Linked DNA regions of Homo sapiens: region 2 is linked to region 1. A link is an interaction called in ENCODE POLR2A ChIA-PET data of the cell type or tissue named here. Cell type or tissue: IMR-90. All regions are shown on one strand. Links, peaks and the distances in the headings refer to the core of each region. The heading gives the core; the rest is flanking DNA.

Region 1 (4,420 bases), core at 105-4,104:
TACTGTCTAAAGATTATATTTGTATGAGGGATAGACAGTAAGCAAATAAATGACATAATTGAGGAAAGTAGTGAGTGTTGTGAAGAAAACAAAGCAGCGTATGGTAAAGGTGTGTGGCTATTTTGGATAGGATTGTCAGAATGTGCTTTGTTTGGCCTGCACAGTATGTTTTGAGGAACTTTAATTCCAGACCCTTTAGATTGGGCATGCCTCCATGTCCAGATGTTGACCAGAGAGGTGGCATACTGCTGTCGTTTTGAGCATGGTTCTGGAATCAATTGCCTGGGTTTGAATCTTGTCTCCTTCACTTACTAGCTAGGTGATATTGGTCAAGTGATATATTTTTCTGAATTTGTTTCGGCATCTTAAAATGCAATGAATAATGATATCTACTCTTATGGTTGTTTTGAGGTTAAATGAATTTACATATGTAAGGTGGTTAGAACATAGCACTGCAGTCTTAGTAAGTTTAGTAAGTGTTACTGTGTTATTGCTGTTAATTTCCTGGATAATCCAGGTACTTCCTCCCCAAACTTAACTGTCTTTATTTGATCAGAGTTTTTGGTTGCAAACAGCAGAATCCACTTTGCTCAGCTGATGGGTATTTTATTAGAGGATATTTGGCAACTCACAGAATCTTAGAGATGGCCACATAACTCAACTGAGTTACTAAACAGAAACAATACAGCCAAAAGTGCAGCCCAGAAAATCCCCAGCCACACTATTCTAGTGGCCTTTATAATGCTGGGGCTTGGATGCCAGAAATTCTGCCACAGCTGCTTGCGAGAACCAAAACTCCTGCTGCTGTGCTCACCAGAGGCTCCACTCTTCCCACAGGAAGAGGAAATCACGCCTCTGTACACTAGTGGCAGGGGATGCTTGGGAAATACATGATCTCTAAGCTCTGCAATTATTCCTAAACATAGTGTAGCATTTTAGGTGGGCTGTGAATTGACGAGAAATAGGACCAGGGCTTATTTGAATTCCTCATGCCTTCACTATAGTTGGGACACACAAGACGAAATTGGGGAAAGAGTAAAATGGGGAATGTGGCTTCTTTATTGGAAGGTTCTTCATGCATAGTTTTGGAGTTTTGGAGTAAAATAGCATTGGCGATGTACTTTGTCATTGTAATACATGGAGAAAATAGTATTCTTTTAGCAGGTACTATGAAAATTCCTTCTGGGAAAGACTCATCTTTGTTAAGAGAGTTCTTTGATGAGTTGGCATAATAAGACCCTTTGGGACAAGTTTCAAGGTTTCCAAGGAGAGAATGAATTACTTTTTTTTTTTTTTTTGAGACAGGGTCTCACTCTGTTACCCAGGCTGGAGTGCAGGGGCATGATCATAGCTGACTGCAGCCTTGAACTCCTTGGCTCAGGTGATTCTCTCACCTCAGCCTCCCAAGTAGCTGGGATCACCGGTGTGCACCACCACACCCAGCTAATTATTATTTTTTTAGAGACTAGGGGTGTGGTGGGGGGATGTCTTACTATGTTTCCCAGGCTGGTCTTGAACTATTGGCCTCAAGTGATCCTCCCACCGCAGGCTCCCAAGGTGTTTGGATTACAGGTATGAGCCACTGTGCCTGGCTTGATTTACTTCTGAGTGGGAGGGGAACCAAGGGAGGAGAGGGGAGAATGACCACAACAGGAGACACTGTTGAGTCTTCCTCTATGTGACTGATTTCTATGCTCCCTACCAAGATTTCAGAGAAGTAACCCCAAATCACAGAACTCTTGGTATGGGCTAGATTTTTGTTATTATTTTATTTTGTTTTATTGGAGATCAGTAAAGAGAAACTAAGACTATGTCAGGGAACAAGATAGAGTGAGCACAAATGGCTACAGACCCTGAGATTCTAAATTCATAGGACATGATTCATAGAAGTCTTAGGTAATACTTTGGAGTTTTCTACACCATAAAAGTAAGGGGTTCAAGGAAATTTCCACTCCTTATGATATAGTATTAGAGAGGCCCTGGACACCATTTTGGTTATATAATCATCTAAAGGAGCTGATTCAAACCTCAAACAAATTGCCTAATCTTTGGAAAGAGACACTGGAATGAGAAGACATCTGAGATTTTCTTTTGGGCTAGAGTTTACATCACAGGTCCTGATTGCCTTGGGAGAACCTTATTGTCTGGGGATCCTTATTGTCTGCTTTCCTGAGCAACTCAGGAAAGTCTTGCTCTGGGCAGTGCTCTGAGATTGGGTTAGTCAGAAGCATCAGACTTTTGAATGTATTACAGACTCTCCCTCCCTTTCCCTCAATAGTTTCCTGGTGGCAAATATGGAAGGATGTATAGTAGACTCATTTTGTAGGCAACTTGACCTCAGTTTACTGTGTCAAATACAAGTTAAGGAAATAAAAACTTCAGTCTTCACCTAGAGTTAAATAATAATAATAATAATTATGATGATGATAATTGTAAGGCTAACATTTTTAAGGCTCTGAGCTATGCATTTTATATACCCTTATTGAACAGAAAACTCTTGAGCAGGATTTAACAACCTGACACTATTGACATTCTGGGACCAGATAATTTTTTGTTGTTGGGGGATGTCTTGTGCTTTGTGAGGATGTTTATAATAGCATCCCTGGCCTCTGTCTTCTAGGTGCAAGTAGCACTCCTGCTCCCAGCTATGACAACCAAAAATGTCTCCTTACATTGCCAAATGTTCCCAGGGGGACAAAATCACTTCTGATTGAGAGCCACTATTCTAGAGGAGAAAGAAATCTTTCTGTTCATTGATTTAATAGGTATTTTAAAAAATTATGTTAAAATATAACATAAAAGTTACCATCTTAACCATTTCAAGTGTATAGCTCAGTAGTGTTAACTATATGCGCATTGTTGTGCAGCTAATCTCCAGAACTTTTCGTCTTGCGAAACTGCAACTCTACATCCATTGAACAGCAACTCCCCTTTTCCTCCTTCCCCAGCTCCTGGAAACCACCAATCTACTTTCTGTCTCTATGAATTTGACTACTTTAGATATCTCATATAAGTGGAATCATATTTGTCTTTTTGTGACTGGCTGATTTCACTTGGTATAATGTCCTCAAGGTTCATCTATGTTTTAATATATGTCAGAATTTCTTTTCTTAAGGTTGAATAACTTTCCACTGTATGTATATATCATGTTTTCTTTATCCATTCATCTGTTGATGGATGTTTAGGTTGCTTCCACCTCTTGGCTATTATGAACAATGCTGCAATGACCATGAGTGTGCAAATATCTCTTCAAGATTCAGATTTCAGTTCTTTTGTATATGTACCCAAAAATTAGATTGCTGGATTATATAATGGTTCTATTTTTTAATTTTTTGAGGAACCTCCATACTGTTTTCCATAGCAGCGATACTATTTTACATTGTTATCAAGAGTGTACAAGAGTTCCAATTTCTTCACATCCTCACCTTGTTATTTTCTGTTTTTATATTTTTTAATAGTAGTTATCCTAATGGGTGTGAAGGTAACAAGAACTTTTTGAGTGCCTATTATGTGCCAAATATTACTCTAGACATTGTGGATATAATGGTAAGTAAGACACACAAACTGTGTTCCTAATGGGTTTATATTTAAATATGTGCCCTAAGTTGCTTTTCTGTTAGTAATGATAGTTTTGAGCTGATATTCATACATGCTTTTAAAATCTGACACTTAAAAATGTCTGATGTAGTATATACTTGTGGCATAGCTGGTTAGGCTAAGAATACAGCAGTGTTTGGGCAAGAGAGAAAGGCTAAGAGACCCATCTGGGATTCCTCTATGACTTTGCATTTGCATCATATTTTAACTGCCTGAGTTGATGGGTGTGGACTAGTTCACTTTGCAAGTGAGTTATTCAGACTCGTTTTCAGATTGTTTTGCAAAATCTTAGCTCTTGTGTAAGGATTAGTTTTTGACTCCTACAGTTAAACAGAGTGCTGAACTTGACATTTTGAAACACTAGCTAAGATTCTAGTACCCAGATGGCAAATTGCCCATGTCTGGAATGTTGTGTTGAGAAAGATTCTGAGGTCTTATACTGGGCTCAGAGGGAAAGAGGGCTGTTGTAGATTTTCAGTGTTTGTCATGGGTGAGATAGAGGGAGTGGTAGTGTAGGTGCACTCTAAGGCCATTTGGAAACCCCTCAAACAACAAATCACTGCCTTCATGATTTTTTCCCTGTTTCTCATAATATTACAATTGAGAAAATTCATCATTCTTTTTTTCTTTTCTGGGCCAGCAGGAAACACTAGACCAGAAGAATAAGACCGTGAAAGAAAGGGATATGTAGGACCTTTCCTTCAGGATATTTCAGTAGGTTATTGTTGCCTTGTGGGCTGAATCTGATTACATGTCTTTATGATACTCCTGGGGCACAATACCAAAAGCAGACTGTTCAGGAGCTGATAGCAGCCAAGGAAGC
Region 2 (4,386 bases), core at 110-4,109, 180 kb before region 1:
ACACCTGTAGGAGCTTTATTTAAGCAAAAACAAGATGGAAGGCTAGTCATTAAAAAATTATATAGGTTTTATACAAGGTGTGACTGACAGGGGTCTGCAGTATAAGGTCCTAGTAAGGAGATAACCATTCACCTCATAGGCTTCCTTGTTGCCTTTTAAGTGTATGATAACATGAATGATTGATTGATTGATTGGCATTATGACATAAGGACATACAGCAAAGTAGTCATGGTTATTTTCTTTGATTTAAACATACTTAGAAAGTGAATTACCTGGGTGAACAAAATTGTAATTGGGACAGCTACTCCTAGGACCCCTGTGTTTTGTTATTGATGAGATCATGACTGTGATTCACAGTCCAAGCAAGATTTATTGGTTGTCAGCTGCAATTCTAAGAACAGCTTACCAGGCGTCAAACCTCAACAAGACAACAAAATAATGTCACTCTGAAACCCCCCGCCCTGAATTTTAACCATGTGAACCCTGCTATGCCCAAGTGATAACTTACTTTTTTTCTACTTTGATGTTATAAATTTCATCACAGACTAATTTGAGGTATCTTTGCTTTGGCAGGCGTGACAGCAGCTGCTTCACAGTTGTGTTAAATGCCTGTTCATCAGCATCCCACTAGGAAAAAAATAGATAAGACTTAACAACAGGTCTCTAGGGTTTACTAGCTGGTTTTTTCTGGGTCACTAATGAAATTCCAGTGTCATTTCCCTCTTCAAGTATACCAGGAGAATCAGTAATAGGGAGATAGCAGAACCAGTTAGGAGACTGCTGGGGTTCCTCTGAAGCACCAGTTTTCCTTAAAACAAGACTCCCTAATTAGAGCCTGATTAACAATGCTGCAGCCCTAGTGTGCTGATGTGACTTTAGAGCAGTTATTTCTGCCTACCGTTTACTTTTTTTTTTTTTTTTTTTGAGATGGAGTTTCGGTCTTGTTGCCCAGGCTGGAGTGCAGTGGCACAATCTCGGCTCACTGCAACCTCCACCTCCTGGGTTCAAGTAATTCTTCTGCCTCAGCCTCCCAAGTAGCTGGGATTACAGGCGCCTGCCACTACGCCCGGCTAATTTTTTGTATTTTTAGTAGAGATGGGGTTTCACCATGTTGGCCAGGCTGGTCTCAAACCCCAGACCTCAGGTGATCCACCCACGTCGGCCTCCCAAAGTGCTGGGATTACAGGCGTGAGCCACTGCACCCGGCCTCTGTTTACTTTTTGTACAACGGTGATAGCAGCTCTTAAGTATATCCATTTGACTGGATCATAAATCAGTACACTGCCAGTGAGATAGTGGTATATGCTTATTTGTAAGAGAACAAAAAATGATATATAAAATACTAGTTCTAGGGCTAAGTTCACTATTAATCTAATTTAATTTGTGACTAAACACTCTGGATAGACAAAAAAGTATTCTTTGATATGACATGTTGCAAAAGTCACCTGTAGCTATGACTATAGTTGAGTGTTCTTAATAGCAAAGATAACTATTCAAATTTTTAAAGTTCTTATTTAGGCTATTTGATGATAAAGGGATGTACCTGTAAAAATATATATATATTTATAAAGGACCTAATTAATTTTTACAAAAGGATTTTGTTTTGTATAGTACTAATCTGCAAATGAGCTTCCCTAGCTGGAATGGAGGTTTGAGAGATAGTATAGTATAGTGGTTAAGAACACCGATTCTGCTAGTCTGCTTAGGTTCAAATCCTGGTTCTACTACTTACTAGCTGGGTGACTGTGGGTAAGATATTTAACCTCTCTACTTCCGTACTCTGTAAAGGGATAATAACAGTATCTACATTTTGGGGTGGTAATGATTAAATGAGTTACTACTTGTAAAATGCTTACAACAAGGCCTGCCAGACCCTGACACATAGTAAAAGCAGTATATGTGTTTTTTTGTTTTTGTTTTTTGTTTTTAATAAAATAAGTATCTGAAAAATAAAGTCACTAGAAAAGTATGAGTCCTTCAACATAGGATTTAGGAACATATATGTTACATAAAAGGAAAAATGTTACTAAATTCCTGCAGCTGCCAGAAAAATACTATCACTAATGAATGCCGTCTTCAGTATTTTGGCAAACTAATAGCAAAGATTTGGGATCTTAAAGGCCACAGTGCAGAAGAGTTCATATTGCTTACCTCTAATGATAAAAACTGTAATATTGTTTCTTTGGGTAGATCCACCTGTGAATACACACAAATGTACATCAACTCTCAGCAGCACAATACTGCCTTGTGACCATAGTGTCACGTGAAATGCAGCAGTATGAATAGGGTTTGCAGAGTCTGAGATGCTATTGTGCTGTAAAAGGGCTTAATGAACTGTGCAGTGATAAGATCTTAGCCCTGGAGAATTAATAAGCAGTGGAAACTGTACTCCCTGTCCCTCTACACCACACCCGAAAGGTCTGACGCTGCTACATGTATTCGGTGTAAGCTTAGCAAGGCAAAGGCCTGATATATGTAGGAAAATGACTTTTGTTTTCATTTTCCTCTATCTTAAAGAGGAACAAAGAGGAGAAACAAAAAACCTTAAATTCTCCCCCTAGTTCTTAATAGTTTTAAATTGCGTGTAGTTCACATCACAATAAGGCCTGCATCCAAATTCTGCTGACACTGAGCAAAAAAGCTCTGAACCCTGAGGCAACTACTTTGACAGTATGGACAGAAGCCACCTTCAAAATACTAAAGAAAGCCACTTACAGCCAGAATTTCAATTTCACTGCTTTTCTGATGTAAGTTGGCAAGGGAGGTCTGAAGTCGAGTTTGTACCTAAATAGTAAGAAAATGGAATTCAGAACATGTTAAACCAAGCCATCTTTCTTGCCATCTTATTTCCTATCCCAGGATACAATCACAGGGTTACATACCAAAGCCTAGAAAGGATTCCAAATGGTGTCTAAAGGTTTGCCCTTGGCTGGGTACGATGGCTCATGCCCGTAATCCCAGCACTTTGGGAGGCCAAGGCTGGGGGATCACCTGAGGTCAGGAGTTTGAGACCAGCTTGGCCAACATGGTGAAACCCCGTCTCTACTGAAAATAGAAAAATTAGCAGGGCATGGTGGCCGGCGCTTATAATACTAGCTATTCGGGAGGCTGAGGCAGGAGAATCGCTTGAACATGGGAGGCAGAGGTTGTGGTGAGCTGATGTTGCACCACTGCACTCCAGCCTGGGTGACAGAGTGAGACTCTGTCTCAAAAAAAAAAAAGAAGATTTGCTCTTAATCCACTCAGAAAGGGGTGTCTAGCAATATGATCTCAGGGGAAATGAGGTTTTTATAACTTATCTTGACCATTTGTTTAATAATCCTTGTCAATTATCTCTTCATAATTTTGAAATGATTCCTTATAAAGGCGTAGCGCAGTGAAACAGTGCACACAGAGACAGAGAGATGATAGTATGAAGCTAAATTGGGAAAAAGGGAGAGGTGGCAGCAATGAGGACATGGTGTGAGAACTGAAACTTGGTAGGTGATGAAGGCAGTAGGAAGACGGGAAAAATAGGTTTCCACCCAAATCCTGAGAAACAGCTAGAAGAGCTTACAAAAATAAAGTACCTGATTTTTGTATTTCAGTCTGATTACATTTCTAAAATTGACTGCTCTCTTTTAACACTCACTCTTTTGCATATGTCCACAGCATACTCTAACATTCATATTCTATAAATTTAACTCAGTGTTCTACTGTAGTTATTTTATTTTGAGACAAAGTCTTGCTCTGTTGCCCAGGCTGTAGTGTAGTGCCATGATCTTGGCTCACTGCAATCTCTGCCTCCCCAGTTCAAGCAATTCTCCTGTCTCAGCCTCCCGAGTGGCTGGGATTACAGGCGTTTGCCACCACGCTTGGCTAATTTTTGTATTTTTAGTAGAGACAGGGTTTCACCATGTTGGCCAGGGTGGTCTCGAACTCCTGACCTCAAGTGATCCGCCCTCCTCGGCCTCCCAAAGTGCTGGGATTACAGGCATAAGCCACCGCACCTGGCCTATATTTATTTGCTTTTATTATTCTCTATATAATGCATATGCTTCTAAGTTATAAACTCTTTTGAGGACTGGGGCCATGTTAATGTTTTCTACATTTTACACAGCCCTTAGCACACCAGTAGGCATATAGCAAATGCCGAAACCATGTATGGAATGAGAAGCCTGCCTTAAGTCTTGTCATCGGCCTCTTCTACTTTGCTATTTAGAGCACAAACAAACCTCAACTACCTTTAGAGCCAGATTAGATAGTTTTCATTTAGATGCAGTCACTCTGACAACAGCTGCCTTGAGGTGCCCACAGTGCACAATGGCCCCTCTCTGAAGGACAGATGGGAATCCTGGAGCCAGAAGCCACCCAGTTAGGCAAGTTGGAAGAAAAATTTTTTTCTTG

What was found. ChIA-PET counts read pairs that join two places held together with the same protein. Peaks named below come from ENCODE experiments on the same cell type or tissue, not always from the same donor. Only the 100,000 strongest peaks of a DNase experiment are listed, where the experiment ranks them.
Region 2: POLR2A ChIA-PET joins it to region 1 with 5 read pairs; 3 of 35 experiments call an interaction of 5 or more read pairs at or near these places.

The regions. Positions count from the first base shown.
Region 1 is chr15:39,851,929-39,856,348 of GRCh38, reverse strand. The region is part of intron 1 of GPR176 (G protein-coupled receptor 176); the gene reads left to right. Among named protein-coding and RNA genes, the nearest start is that of GPR176, 66 kb to the left of the region's middle. In IMR-90, for the core only: no CTCF peak of the experiment used is centred there; DNase peaks (open chromatin) are centred at 1,958 and 3,978; H3K27ac peaks cover 757 bases.
Region 2 is chr15:40,030,567-40,034,952 of GRCh38, reverse strand. It overlaps EIF2AK4 (eukaryotic translation initiation factor 2 alpha kinase 4), which reads right to left. Exons shown (of 39, transcript NM_001013703.4): 36 at 2,716-2,784; 37 at 2,152-2,196; 38 at 509-627. Among named protein-coding and RNA genes, the nearest start is that of SRP14, 6.4 kb to the left of the region's middle. In IMR-90, for the core only: no CTCF peak of the experiment used is centred there; no DNase peak of the experiment used is centred there.